3 separate regions of the Homo sapiens genome follow, and regions 1 and 2 are each linked to region 3. The links are chromatin contacts, found by Hi-C or POLR2A ChIA-PET in ENCODE. All regions are on one chromosome and are shown on one strand. Each heading gives the region's core, a stretch centred on a gene start or an enhancer-like site at or near the end of the contact. The rest is flanking DNA. Distances are from core to core; before and after follow the strand shown. Region 1 has its middle 90 kb from the start of BCL2L14. Region 2 overlaps ETV6 (ETS variant transcription factor 6). Region 3 holds the start of LINC01252 (long intergenic non-protein coding RNA 1252).

The links. A loop is a pair of places that touch in the nucleus more often than their neighbours do. ChIA-PET counts read pairs that join two places held with the same protein, here RNA polymerase II (POLR2A). Pooled maps may share reads with other maps.
Region 1: a loop to region 3 is called in a pooled map, with 4 times the contacts of the local background. The contact joins the enhancer-like site here to the promoter of LINC01252 in region 3. A Hi-C loop is called at or near these places in 6 of 50 pooled maps. POLR2A ChIA-PET finds 5 or more read pairs at or near these places in 3 of 52 experiments (CD4-positive, alpha-beta T cell, GM12878 and activated CD4-positive, alpha-beta memory T cell).
Region 2: a map with no recorded cell type shows a loop between it and region 3 (6-fold over the local background). The contact joins the enhancer-like site here to the promoter of LINC01252 in region 3. A Hi-C loop is called at or near these places in 5 of 37 single-sample maps with no recorded cell type and 5 of 50 pooled maps. POLR2A ChIA-PET finds 5 or more read pairs at or near these places in 3 of 52 experiments (GM12878, OCI-LY7 and activated CD4-positive, alpha-beta T cell).

What each region holds. Positions count from the first base shown.
Region 1 is chr12:11,978,231-11,982,686 of GRCh38, reverse strand. No RefSeq gene overlaps it. Among named protein-coding and RNA genes, the nearest start is that of BCL2L14, 90 kb to the left of the region's middle. Within about 2 kb of position 1,451, at least 5 of the 41 ENCODE cell types and tissues checked have a DNase peak (open chromatin) inside an H3K27ac peak, as active enhancers do; they include CD4-positive, alpha-beta T cell and GM12878, where a contact is called at or near this core.
Region 2 is chr12:11,833,398-11,837,844 of GRCh38, reverse strand. All of the region lies in intron 2 of ETV6 (ETS variant transcription factor 6), which reads right to left. Among named protein-coding and RNA genes, the nearest start is that of ETV6, 190 kb to the right of the region's middle. RefSeq lists an enhancer at 1,201-1,430. Within about 2 kb of position 1,389, at least 15 of the 41 ENCODE cell types and tissues checked have a DNase peak (open chromatin) inside an H3K27ac peak, as active enhancers do; they include GM12878 and OCI-LY7, where a contact is called at or near this core.
Region 3 is chr12:11,544,957-11,549,795 of GRCh38, reverse strand. It overlaps LINC01252 (long intergenic non-protein coding RNA 1252), which reads right to left and starts at 1,766. Exons shown (of 8, transcript NR_033890.1): 1 at 1,436-1,766; 2 at 75-206. All of the region lies in intron 2 of LOC124902877 (a long non-coding RNA gene), which reads left to right. It also overlaps the pseudogene RNU7-60P.

The sequences.
Region 1 (4,456 bases), core at 202-2,701, 430 kb before region 3:
TCTTCCATGGCTTAAAATTTCTGAAAAATAAATGTATCTAGTCTGTTCCTTTGTTCTTGCTGCCTGGTAGCTTGTGTTCTATTCCTGTGAAGTTTAGGGGTATGAAATAAACTGTTCTTTTAGCTTAACTGATACAGAAGGCTTAACTCTCTCAAACGCCTCACATTTACCTGCGGTTGTCTAGAGAGCAAAAGATGGGGGATGAGTGTTCTGTCAATGGTTTTAACCAAGTTGAGCTCCTTCATTTCTTTCCAGCTTAGTTTCCATGAGGGCCTGCCAGGTACAATAACATACAGCAAGGACTAAAGAACCATACAGCTAGACAGTAATTTGTCTTCATGACATCACTGAGAGACATTCAGGCAAAAAGGCTGTTACTAGTGTGGGGGCATTGGCAAGAGGATCAGCTTTTGAAGTCTGGACAGTGTGGTTGGGGGCCAACAGTCTTGGGCTCTGCCACCAATTCTGTGGGGCCATGGGCAGGTTGCTCATCCTCTCTGAGGCCTCCATCTATTCACTGAAGGATAAAGATATTGACACAATCTCCATGGTCCTCCTAGGCTTTAACATGCCATGCATCTATTTATCTTGGGAAGATACATTATGAAGTCAGAAGGTCAGAGGATGGATAGAAGGTTATATGTATGGTAGAGTTGGAATTTCTTGTTTCTGAATGGCACTGTGGTCTTTTGGGTAAGCATGTTCTTTGCTGGGCGGTCTTGATTTTCTATGGGGAGGATTGAAAATCCAAGGGAAAGGAAAAGAGGGTTGACAGAAGAGAATGACTTCTTCCGGTGCCAAAAAAGCTCTGTTCCATAGCAGTAATAATTTCAACAACTGCTGTATCCTGTGTGACCTTGGTATCTCTTGGGGGGTAGAGTTGGAGAAGGAATGGTTCCTCAGTTTCTGATGCTGTTTTGTTGGCTTATTTCCTTCAAAAGCCTTCCCTTGAAAGCCTGGCTTAGTTTACAGTCAGCCAGCCTGACACTGGCTCTGAGCTAGTCCTGACCCATTCTGATAATGCCTAGGCCCCTCCCCACTGCCATGGTGATGGAGATGGGCTGAGGAGCTGGGTGGCATTTCTATCCTAGTGATACAAGAGTCCGTAGGGTTCTTTTGCCCTTCCAGAAATGACGCCAAGGGCAGGATTCCCAGGCGGCCACCAGGGAGCCAGATCTTGTTTTGTCTCCAGCTTGGTTGGCAGACTTAAGAGGCTGAGATGAGCATCTGAAGTTCGGAGTGCTTCAGGCTGATTCAAAACTTAAGCTGGGTTCTTTAAAATTTTGAGTGAATTGTCACCAACGTGCAAAATGTACATACGTGCTCTTTCAAAAATGACTAATCTCCACCCAACCACACTATTTCCTTTCTTGCTGCCCACATTTTAACACCACAAGGGTGGTTCTATTTATTGTCAATAAGGCACTGCTTAGATTTCTTAGATCTGAAAATGAAAATAAATGCCTCAGTTTGTATATGAAGTGACGTGAGTTATTATGCATGCAGAAAGTAATTGTGAAAAACTGGAAATAACCTAAACTTCCATCAATGGGGTGTTGGTTAAGTAATTTATGGTAATTTATAAATGAAATATAAGGCAGAATTTAAAATGATGATATAGACATATCTTTGTTGATGAGGAAAATTGTTCTAATGTGAAAAGTGGTATGTAATAGATGACCCCATTTTTGCAAAAATAAATAAATAAATAAATTGCATATACTGTAAATTTGAAAAAAATCTGTAAGCGAGAACTCACCTAGGCATTTGTAGTTGAGAGATGAGAACAAGAATTTCTGGTGTTCAAATGGCCTTAACATTTTCTCAGAGCCTTAAAATTTTCACGACACTGTTTAGGTAGCAGCACCTTGATTTCCAATGCCCAAAGTAGTCCATGTATAAAGGATTTGAATGGCAGCTAATTAGGGGTGATGGGGTTTTAGATGGTTGTGTTTTCTACTCACTAGATTGATTCCCCCCACACACAATAAGCATGTATTGCCTTTGAAATATAATAGTAAACATAAGATAATCAGGAGAACATCCTTTGCTTGTTATGTTTTGGTTGAAATTAATTTAAACCTCGTATAGTTCAAACTGCTACATCTCCTTCCTCCCCTCACTCCCCTTTTGTCTCTAAGTTCTTTATACTCAGTTATTTTGCATAATCGTGTCCCCTTCCAATTAATGGTGATGTCTTGACACATCGCAGGTTGGGAGGAACTTTCCAAAAAGAAAACTTGTTCTTTCTCTATTTAGCCTTATAATGCTGACTTCTTGGCATTCTGGCTCACCTGCAGGGGTTGTGCATGTGGTCTGGGAAGCCAAAGGAGAAAATCAGAAGTAGTCAGAAGAGGAACTGGTCAAGATTTAACCAGTGGAGATTTAACCATCACAGTGGATAATAGAATTGCTATTCTCAATTCATCACAGCACTTAAAGAGAATTATTCATCAACACCCTTGCTGTGACCTCATGGTGGGAGGAGTGTCCTTCTTGCCCCTTAACTTTGGGTTTGGCCAAAAAGAATACTTGTTAGATGTGATGGCAGAGGCTTGAAAAGAGCTTGCGCATTAAAGCTTGATCTTTTTGTATCTCAGTGACCATGATGGGAAGAACTTTCCCCAGGCAGCTGTTATCCACTCAGCTTAGGCCCAGAATGAACACGCTTGCCTACAGCTCAACCTATAGGCTGGAGCTAAGGACAGGTTGGCGTTAAGCACAGCCGAACTGTAGCCTTGCTCAGCCTAGAGCCGCTGAACCACAGTCAGTCTTGCAGACCTGTAGACGTGAGACTAAATTCTTGTGTTGTTGTTGTTGTTGTTTTTGAGACAGAGTTTCGCTCTTGTTGCCCAGGCTGGAGTGCAATGGCGTGATCTTGGCACACTGCAATGTCTGCCTCCCAGGTTCAAGTGATTCTCCTGCCTCAGCTCCCGAGTAGCTGGTACTACAGCCATGCACCACCATGCCCAGCTAATTTGTATTTTCAGTAGAGATGGAGTTTCTCCATGTTGGTCAGGCTGGTCTTGAACTACTGACCTCAGGTGATCTGCCCACCTTGACCTCCCAAAGTGCTGGGATTACAGGCATGAGCCACCATACCCAGCGAAATCCTTGTTGTTTTAAGCCATTGGATTTTTAGGTGGTTTCTTATACAGTATTAATGAGGATAGATTATTGGGATAAATCTGCTAAACAGAACCTTGTGGGTCCCTGCTGGCTAGAAAGGGATTTCTGGCCACTTGTGCATATGGGTATATAAAATTATACAGAGATGTTATGACAATAACCTGGGAAATAAAAGAATATGGTTAACCATATTCCCATCCTTGGTAACCAACTGACACTAATTTTTGATCCAGGGCAAGTGTTTCTTTACCTGATTAATGCCTCCCAGAATTATTTGAGCTCTTCAAATTAAAGATAACATTGCCAATATTGTAGCTCTAGGTCCACAGTCATTCAGCTTGTTGTCAATGCCTGACTATTGAGTGAGTCATTATGAATAGTTTACAAGCTGGGGAGTCTAGACTGTCCTATTGACTCTGGGTTTTCTGTCAATCTAATTTTTTTTTCATATGCCCTCTTTCCTCCCATTTTAGCTTTGCTCGTGTGAAATCCAGCAGGCTGCTAGACAGATCAGAGGTCATGGTGGAGAATGGTGGCAGAAAACTCACAGAGATGGTGGCAGAAATATTAGATATATTTTGCTTTCTGTCCAAGAATTTTGCAATCTGGGGGTTTCCTTGAAGCTGAAATTGTGTTTAGCTTCCCAAGTGCAAGCATTATCCAGGTTCACCTTCTCCCATGCTTGGCAGGAAATGTAGAATCCTTTCTTGGATGCTTGCCTCATGTGCATCAACTGTTAATGCACATTAGACGGCTGCAGCCCAGCCCTGGGATGGCACTCTTGAGGAACATGGGCTCAGGATCATTAGTGCATACAGGTAGCCTGCCATTTCCCTGTAACAATGAGGAATGAGGTCCAGTCAAGGCCTTGACACAAAGCACACCCAGAAGGCAGCATGGATGGAGCTAGAAGCCAGAGCTGCAAGACTCCGGATCCCCCACTGCCTGCCTTTCTTGCCTTCTTCCTTCCTTCCTTCCTTCCTTCCTCTCTCTCTCCCTCCCTCCCCCCCCCTCTGTCTCTCTTTCTTTCTTTCTTTCTTTCTTTCTTTCTTTCTTTCTTTCTTTCTTTCTTTCTTTCTTTCTTTTCTTTCTTTCTTTCTGATGGAGCCTTGCTCTGTCGCCCACTGGCTCACTGCAATCTTTGTTTCATGGGTTCAAGTGATTCTCCTGCCTCAACCTTCCAAGTAGCTGGGATTACAGGCACACACCATCACACCTGGCTAATTTTTGTATTTTTAGTATAGACGGGGTTTCGCCATGTTGGCCAGGCTGGTCTTGAACTCCTGACCCCAGGTGATCCGCCCACCTTGGCCTCCCAAAGTGCTTG
Region 2 (4,447 bases), core at 140-2,639, 290 kb before region 3:
GACATGAGACCAAATTTAAGAACTGCTGGGTCAGAAGAAGCTGGATGTTCAATGGATCTTCATTCTCTAAAATCACATGGTGTGAATCAATAGCTCAAACAGAGCAATGGCATCAGTGTTGCTAAGAGGAGCTTCCGTCTCTCACTATAAGTTACTTAAACTTGCTACGAAGACTTCACAAGTGTGTTATAAAAGTGTCCCTCAGTTTGATCCTGGAAAAAATTACCTTTCATCCTAAACCAGGCATGCCAAAGAACAATCTGGTTTGCTATATGGGGCTGCTCTTCCTACCTGCTGAAGTGGGGAACAAACGGCTCAAATGCCCTGGAAAATGTCCAGGGCCTCTGGGCATGATTGTCTTCCAAGTGGCTCCTTTGCAAAGTGTAGTTTTGAGGAATGGTAGTTGGCTTCCTCTAAACCTGTGGAAGTCCCCTCAAAACCAAAATTCCTTTTTTGTAGTGCACCAAAAAAAGAACTACTGGGCACTGGAAATCATTAGAGATGAGCATTTAAGAGCTTTTTTCTTGGTGTTTTTAGGATAATTTTTTTTTCACATGGAAACAAATTAGAATTTCAAATAATAATTTATGGTGCATTACTGCTTTATGATCTTTAGAATAAAATACAGCCACTAAAAGTTTTTGTTTTTGACTCCTGACTGGCCAGAAAGTGATGCCTATTAAAAACAGTCCATGGATATGGGAAGTACCAGCTCTCTCCAATGACCTTGAAAACACGTATCTAGAATCACAGGGAGGTGGGAGTGGCAGTGAGGGTTACTCAGCAAAATCTCAGTTTTTGAACTGGTAAAAACCTTAAACCTAACTCCTTACTGTCAATGGTGTCACCTTTGAACAAGAATGGCGCTGCGATTTGTTATTATGGACCTTCCTCTCCTTCACACAGGGAGTTCCCATTAGGGGACACATGTGAAGGTCTGGTTCCTCAGGCCTAGGAAGGTGCCTGGAGGTGAGAGGTCCAGTGAGCAGAAGATGCTCAGGCAGAAACAGGAAAAAGTACAGGGTGGCTTATTGGAAACATGGGCCCCAAAGCAAATACAGAACTGAATCCTGCTTGGGAGGGGAATTGAGAGTAAAATGCTGAAGTTTCTGCAGAGGACACGCTGCAACGGAGGGAGGTGGGTGAGAAGGGGGTGGGGGATGCAAGTAGTAATTTGAGGTTCTTTATATTCTATGGAAGAAAATACTCATGAGTAATCTTTTCCCTAAATACAAGAAGAGTCACACTCCAAACAGCTCTGCCGGTTAAGCACAACAGTTTCTCTTTTCACTTCCCATTAATGTCTCCCACAGCCCAGCCCCTGAAGCAACCAGGGCCACCGTGTGGAAACCCCCTCACCAGGAACCGATGCAAATGCCCTCGGCTTATGTACAAGAGGAACCCAGCAAGTTACAGGGGAGACTGTGGTGATCCCAGCAGTCATACAAAAGTGATCTTGACAGAGCAAGCCACCTGCTCGAGGCCACTCAATACATTTATCAGCGTCGCTGCTCTTCCTTTAGCATAAAGAGTGAAGTAGGTGGACACGTTCACCGAGCTGGAAAGAGGCTGGATAAACTTTGGTGTTCAAAGTCAAGTCCCACTGTTATTTCCTTTGTAATTCAATAGAATAAAAAGGTTGTGGTGTAGAATTGAGGGGGGAAAAAGCCCCTTTTCCTTAAACCTAAAGCCCTTAAGACCTTGTGTGTTAGCGTGTCTAAATGGGATAGAGCCTTGCACCTGGAGGCAATTCTAATCAGGCTGATTTAATTTACTTAATAGTCATTTACTAAGCACTACTATGCACCTAGTACTGCTCTAAGCACTTTATATGAATAGATATTAGCTCATTCAACTGCATGCTCACACAACCCTATGATAGGGATTCAGATTAGGAAACTGAGGCCCAACGCATTTAAGGGACTTGCCCAAGGTCACATAACCCTAGTAATGACAGAAGCGGAGATCTGAACCCAGGCAATCTGGTTCCAGAATCTGTGCTCTTATCCATCACACTGTACTTCGACATGCATGTCCCATCCAGATCCAGAATTGAGACTGGTTTTGAACATCCATTAGGGATTCAAAAAAGACTGAGTGAATTGACTCCTACCCATCCAAGACTTAGATCCTTGGAGACTTTCTCAAATTATCAACAGACTAAAAATATAGCCAAAAAATCTGTAGATCCCTGGAGAAGTAGATTTATAAATGGGAAGAGGAGGGAGGTGTAGGTGGGACTCTGCTTTTAATGCATCCAGGAATAAAGTCCTCCCTTCACAGGCTACTTGCTCCCAGGCACTCATGGGTGCTTGGTCTTGAGAGTCTTACACGGCTCACAGCTGCAAATGGAACAGAAGCTGCATGGGCAGAATGAGGGAGGCACATACATAACTTGCTTTATTTACGGCCATCTCTTGCAACTTTAATTCAACAAAGTCAAAGAATATAGATGTTAATGATCATTAGGAAAAGGAAAAAAAGGAGAGAAGGAGAGAGACCATTACTCTGCACCTATATTATACTATTCCCTGTGCGCATAGCGTGCCTCTTGAGGGCCATTTACTAAGATCAGCATTTTTAATGCCAATTAGTTTCAGAGAATATTTGAAAAGAATTTTGTACAGAGAAAGTGAACTGCTGTGATTAAGAAAGTTACTAAAAATTCTACTGTACTTCTCCCCTCTCCCGAGTAGGTCCAGTATATTGTGTCATATCCTTCAGTGACACACCCAGGCCCTTAAACTTACTTCTAATATTTCTTCAATTCCATGCTTTAATGGGCAGCCACATTCATCAGTACATTTTGACCCTGTTTCAGACTTTCTGAGATGTTCTTAAACTAATGATGACAAACATGTTGGGAGACAGGAGCCTGGATTTTATTCCCAGATCTGCCATGAATTAACATTTGATTCTGGGCAGGCCACTCAGCTTCTCTGTGGCTCAGTGACTTCATCTGTACAATGACGGGCTTAGAGTATGTGATCTCTATTCCCTTCAGGGTTTCATGTAGTCAATATGCTCCTATTTAATTTGAATCCAAAAAACCAAAGAATACCTTACAGCCAGGATCTTTTTCTACAGAATTACTCCATGCCCATGGCCATGACCCTGAGATTTTGTAACTTCCTGAAGGATCTTCTGAATCACAGAAGACAGATTAATGCTTAAGTGTGTTTCATTATATTCTAATTCTTGGAAAAGTTATAATCTAGCTATGGCAATAATCAACATAACTGCTTGCATCGGGGTAGTACTTCAGAGTTGATAAGGTGCTTTCATACATATTACCTCATGTAATTCTCACAAAAGCCCAGTGAAGTCTGTTGCATTCTCTTTTCAGTTTAATAGAAAACAGGGCTTAGTCATCAGGTGATTTTATTGATTTGAGCAACACTCAGTTCAAGCTTTTCTGCTACAGTAGCCATTCAGCAAAACCACTCCTTATCCAAACTTTCTGTATAAACAGGAATTTGCTCTAGGTTCTACGTGCTGGAGACAGAATCATAAAATGTGAAAGATGGAAGCTGAAGCCTGGAAGTTAAGAGACTGACTCAGGATCAACCTGCCCCTGATCCCCTGACTTTTCCCAACATCCCATGTTGTCTCATAACTTGATTCAATGACCCACACCAATTTTGTAACCCTCAACACAGTGAGGACAGTTATCACGTCCTTGCTTAGTCATTTTGCCTCCAGATGAAACGTCCTTAATTGGTCCAAAGATAACTCCTCCACTGCAGTTTGTAGACCCTTACCAACCTGCCTGCCTCCTCCAGAGATCTATGTGGCTTCAATTCCTAAACGCAGCAGTAGGAACAGGACTAGCATTTTTCTTTCTCTGGACAATATACTTCTATTGATAGTAACAGCTAGCAATTACTGAACATTTACACTGAATCTTATCACTGCAATGATTATTATTCTTTTTTTACAGATGAGAAAACTGTAGCACACAGAGATGGAAGTGGTGGTGCCATGACAGAGATCCAGGTGGTCTAGCTCTACAGTGTCAACTCTTAACACCCCACCATAGTGCTTTTTGTGTAGCCTAATAACAGCAATGCACTTACTTGTAAGCAAGTGATTGCTATGTGCCAGGAGTCATTCTAAATGCTTTGCATATGTAACTCATTTAATCCCTGCAGCAATCCTGTAAGACAGGAATGATCCCCATTTATGGAGGAGAAAACTAGAACACAGGGAAGTTAAACGACTTGCCCAAAGTCACTCAGCCAGGAAATGGAAGAGCTGACATTTGAATCCAGGTGACCTGGCTCCGAGCCCACGTTAAAAACTACCTAACTCTCTAAGCTTATTTGGTGTTTTGGCAGGATATCAAATTAAATTTATGACTAAATTTTAAAAAGAAAAAGTTTCACGGTAGTTCAGCATGCAGGCACTGAGCACAAGCATGGAACCTCTATTTCCCAGCTGTGTGACC
Region 3 (4,839 bases), core at 517-3,016:
GCCTGACGAACAATGGTGAAACCCTGTCTCTACTAAGAAAAATACAAAAATTAGCTGGGCATGGTGGCACTCACCTGTAATCCCAGCTGCTCAGGAGGCTGAAGCAGGAGAATCGCTTGAACCCGGGAGGCGGAGGTGCAGTGAGCCCAGGTGGAGTGATGATCGCGCCTCATCACTCCAGCCTGGGCGACAGAGCAAGACTCTGTCTGAAACAAAACAAAACAAAACACAACAAAAACTTATTGAACTGAAACATATATGTATGTGTCTGTGTGTATTTCTTTTTCTTTTCTTTTTGCCTTGGAAGAATGTGGAGAAACATCTGAAAAAGGAGCTGTTTTAAGATACCCAGTTTGTGATCATTTATTATGGCAGCCAAAGCAAATAAATACAGCATCAAGCTTATCAGAATCCACTTGCATCATGCTTGCTAATATCCCCATTGTCAAAGCTAGTCACAAGGCTAAGCCTGCTGTCACCATGAGAGGGGACTATACAAGGGCGTGCATTCTGAGAGGTGTGGTTCATTGGAGAAATCAAAGTAACAGTGTGCAGTGAGATTTATTAGATCATTTCATGTATCATAATAAAAGACATTGAATTTCTGATGAAGGATTTCGAATGTGGTAAAATAATTCAGTGGGAACCCAACGCAGTACCTTGAAAGAGAGTTACCTTGGGTCAAGTACAATAATTGGCACTCAGACCTGACACTTCCTTTTCAATAGACTAAATTCACCATGCAGCAATTATTGGAGCTAACAAAGTGTAATCTGTATTGGAAGAGAGTTATTGAAACCAGTATTTAAAAACATTATAGCAGAACTCTTCAAATAAATTCTTATATTAACACAGAAACAAGTATGGCAGAATACTCACGGTTATTTTATTTAAAGTTGGGTTTTTCGAGTACCCTCTATTTTCATGTATTTTGGGAAATTTTAGTAATGAAAGCAAATAGTGAAACAGAATTAAATATCCATTTTATAAAATACGACAAACAAGAGGAGAGCGGCTCTGAATTCCACCCCTGTGGAATTCAGGACTGCCATAGAGCGTATTTTCAAAACTGTTGATTTTGACAAGGCTGACTAGGAGATGCCCTAGAAGCCCCAGGTATGTGTTTCAGTATGATTCTGGCAACGCTGACTTAAAGCACTAAGTAGAATCAGTAGCCTACAGTGGATACTGCCCCATAAGGAGTGACGGGGGAAACGTTGCTGATTAAATAAATGGTCTTTTGAATTGGGCTGATGGTAGATGCTATAACTGAAGTTGCAAACCACACTGGGTTCGTTTGCTAGGGCTGCTGTAATAAATGACCACAAGCTGGGTATCTTAAAACAGCAGAAAGTTACTCTCTCACAGTTCCGGAGGCCAGAGGTCTGAGATCCGGGTGCTGGTGTGTCCGGAATCGGTGGGTTCTTGGTCTCACCGACTTCAAGAATGAAGCCGCGGACCCTCGCGTGAGTGTTACAGTTCTTAAAGGCGGCGTGTCCGGAGTTTGTTCCTTCTGATGTTCAGATGTGTTTGGAGTTTCTTCCTTCTGGTGGGTTCGTGGTCTCGCTGGCTTCAGGAGTGAAGCTGCAGACCTTCGCGGTGAGTGTTACAGCTCATAAAGGCAGTGTGAACCCAAAGAGTGAGCAGTAGCAAGAGTTATTGCAAAGAGCGAAAGGACAAAGCCTCCACAGTGTGGAAGGGGACCCGAGCGCGTTGCCACTGCTGGCTCGGGCAGCCTGCTTATATTCTCTTATCTGGCCCAACCCACATCCTGCTGATTGGTAGAGCCAATGGTCTGTTTTGACAGGGCGCTGATTGGTGCGTTTACAATCCCTGAGCTAGACACAAAGGTTCTCCACGTCCCCACCAAACTAGCTAGATACCGAGTGTCCACACAAAGGTTCTCCAAGTCCCCACCAGAGTAGCAAGATACAGAGTGTCCATTGGTGCATTCACAAACCCTGAGCTAGACACAGGGTGCTGATTGGTGTGTTTACAAACCTTGAGCTAGATACAGAGTGCCCATTGGTGTATTTACAATCCCTGAGCTACACATAAAGGTTCTCCACGTCCCCACCAGACTCAGGAGCCCAGCTGGCTTCACCCAGTGGATCCCCCACCGGGGCTGCAGGTGGAGCTGCCTGCCAGTGCGGTGCCGTGTGCCTGCACTCCTCAGCCCTTGGGTGGTCGATGGGACTGGGCTCCGCGGAGCAGGGGGTGGCGCTTGTCGGGGAGACTCCGGCTGCACAGGAGCCCACGGAGGTGGGGGAGGCTCAGGCATGGCGGGCTGCAGGTCCCGAGCCCTGCCCCGCGGGAAGGCAGCTAAAGCCTGGCGAGAAATTGAGCACAGCAGCTGCTGGCCCAGGTGATAAGCCCTTCACTGCTCGGGCTGGTGGGGCCGGCCTGCCGCTCCGAGTGCTGGGTCCGCCGAGCCCACGCCCACCCGGAACTCGCGCTGGCCCGGAAGCACCGCGCGCAGCCCCTGTTCCCGCCCGCGCCTCTCCCTCCACACCTCCCTGCAAGCTGAGGGAGCCGGCTCCGGCCTTGGCCAGCCCAGCAAGGGGCTCCCACAGTGCAGCGGTGGGCTAAAGGGCTCCTCAAGTGCCGCCAAAGTGGGAGCCCAGGCAGAGGAGGCGCCGAGAGCGAGCAGGGCTGTGAGGACTGCCAGCACGCTGTCACCTCTCACTGGCAGGGTTAGGTTTTTCTGGGGGCTGTGAGAGAGAAACCAGTCTGTGCGTCTCTTTGGCATTCCTGGGCATCCCTCCAGGCTCCGCCTGTGCTGTCACACTGAGTTCCCCCTGTGTGTCTGCTTTCTCCTCTTATAAGTGATATAGGAGTTAAGAAGAAATTATTTAGGCAGATAGTGAGGGTAAGGAAGTCCTCAGTAAGGTTTTCCTTTTAATGAAAAGCAGCCCTCAAATCGTTTTCTTTTCTTACAATGAGCAGCCTGTAAAATCAAGCTGCAGACATAGACAAGCAAGCTAGAAGCTTGCACGGGTGAATGCCAGCAGCTGTGCCAATAGGAAAAGGCCACCTGGGACTAGGCATGTCCAACTTCGTATACTTGGTCATCATTTCCTACATTCTCACACAGAAGAGAGCACTCAAAAAATAGTTTTGAGAATCATTTGCTAATGATTTAATACTATTATAAGGGAATAAAAGACTTTTCTTTTAAATGAGTGCTTAAAGGCGATTGGAAGCCCTGCTAAAGTTCAGGGGTGAATGCCTTATTATTTTTTTATATTTGGGGGCAAGGGCTTTCCAGTGAAGACTGGAAAACCTGCTAGACAGATTCTAAAAGAGCTGTAACACTGGGTGAATGCTGTAGAAGCACATAGTGTTAGTAAGGTGTGGGTCAGATACGGCTTTAGAGAATGTAGCAACTGAAAGCCCAGATGGGAAGCTCCGTAGGCAGCTGGATAAGCTAATATTTCTAAATAATATGTTCAGAGATTCGGACTGAATGCAATTGCAACCTTCTCCACCAGTCAGCAGTGAGTTCTGAAGTTACAGAAGTGTGATGAATTGCGGTCAATATGGGTTCTACCTTCACTTTGGAGTCAGTCAGTGACCTTAAAATACCTGCCCAGCTGAATTTTCTTAGAGTGCTTCATTTCCTGTGGGCCCTTTTACTCCAAATTCCAGATGATGGCTTTTAGTCTGTGGGGCCGCTTTAAGAGGCAGAAATCTGATCAGAACTACTAGAAGGCTGTGAAGGTGCTGCTGTGTGGACAGGCAGGGCAGAGTGCTCAAGGCTTTCCAATGCTCCTGCAATGGATCCTCCCTACCCAGCCCACAACCTGGCAGCTCAGGGGCCAACTGTTCTCTGTTGCTTTCTACTATCATGAACACAGGAAATGGGGGTGGGTAGCTTCTGGTTTCTGATTGAGGGAGTAGAAAGTGATGCTGCAGGGATCAAAAGCAGAGAAGCTTTTAAGCCATTTGAGAAACTGTGTCCGAAGGCAAGCGGATTTTAGCAGTAGCAGCAGCAGACCCCAGAAAAATTTGAAGAAGCATTAGTTTGTGCACTGTTAATGCCACTCTCTCATGAATGAAGAGAAGAAGGCAGGCCTAATGAAGGCTTTCCTAATGAAGGCTGAAGGCAGGCCGCTATTTGCCAAAGGTGCTGAGTGGCAGGGGGAGGAAGGGAAGGAAGCTGTGCAGTGTGTACTGCTTGCTTATCAGGAATCACGTCATTTCCTGTGTAAAGGGGCTGTGTGGTCTCCAGGGGCACTGGGAAGCCTTGGATGGCATGATTTCACCTTCTTCTTGCTCATCATTGAGGAGCTCTCATTAGTTAATGCTAGCCCTATTCATTTCATCATACATCTATTGTGTTCATACTGTGTTCTGAGCTCCGTGTTTAATCTTCGCAGGCTCATGAAGAGGAGTTAAGGATACTTTTGTCTTGAAAATGCTAACAGTCCCTCATGTGCTTGGGACCAGGGCTGCTGGAAAACCCACTAAGCAGCACACGGGAAACTAGAAAAGCAGAGGAACAAAGTTTTGGGGTTTTTGGGAGAGGGGGTGAAGAATGACATATTTTATTCCAAAAGCATAAAATATTTAATAGTGGAAACTATGAATGATACTGTTTAATTTTTAGGAGGCCAAAATATTTTAAGATTTATAAGTTTTAAGCTGGCCTTGGAGTGAGGGCAGAAAATATGTACACAAACAACTCTAATACAAGACTGAATGTGATGTATACCATAACAGAGCACCAAAGTAATAATGAATTGGGAGACAGAAGAACCACAATGTCTTTATAAAGTGGTATTTGAAGTGGACTTTGATGAACAGATAGGCAGGGTTGGAGTGCATGATCACTAAATC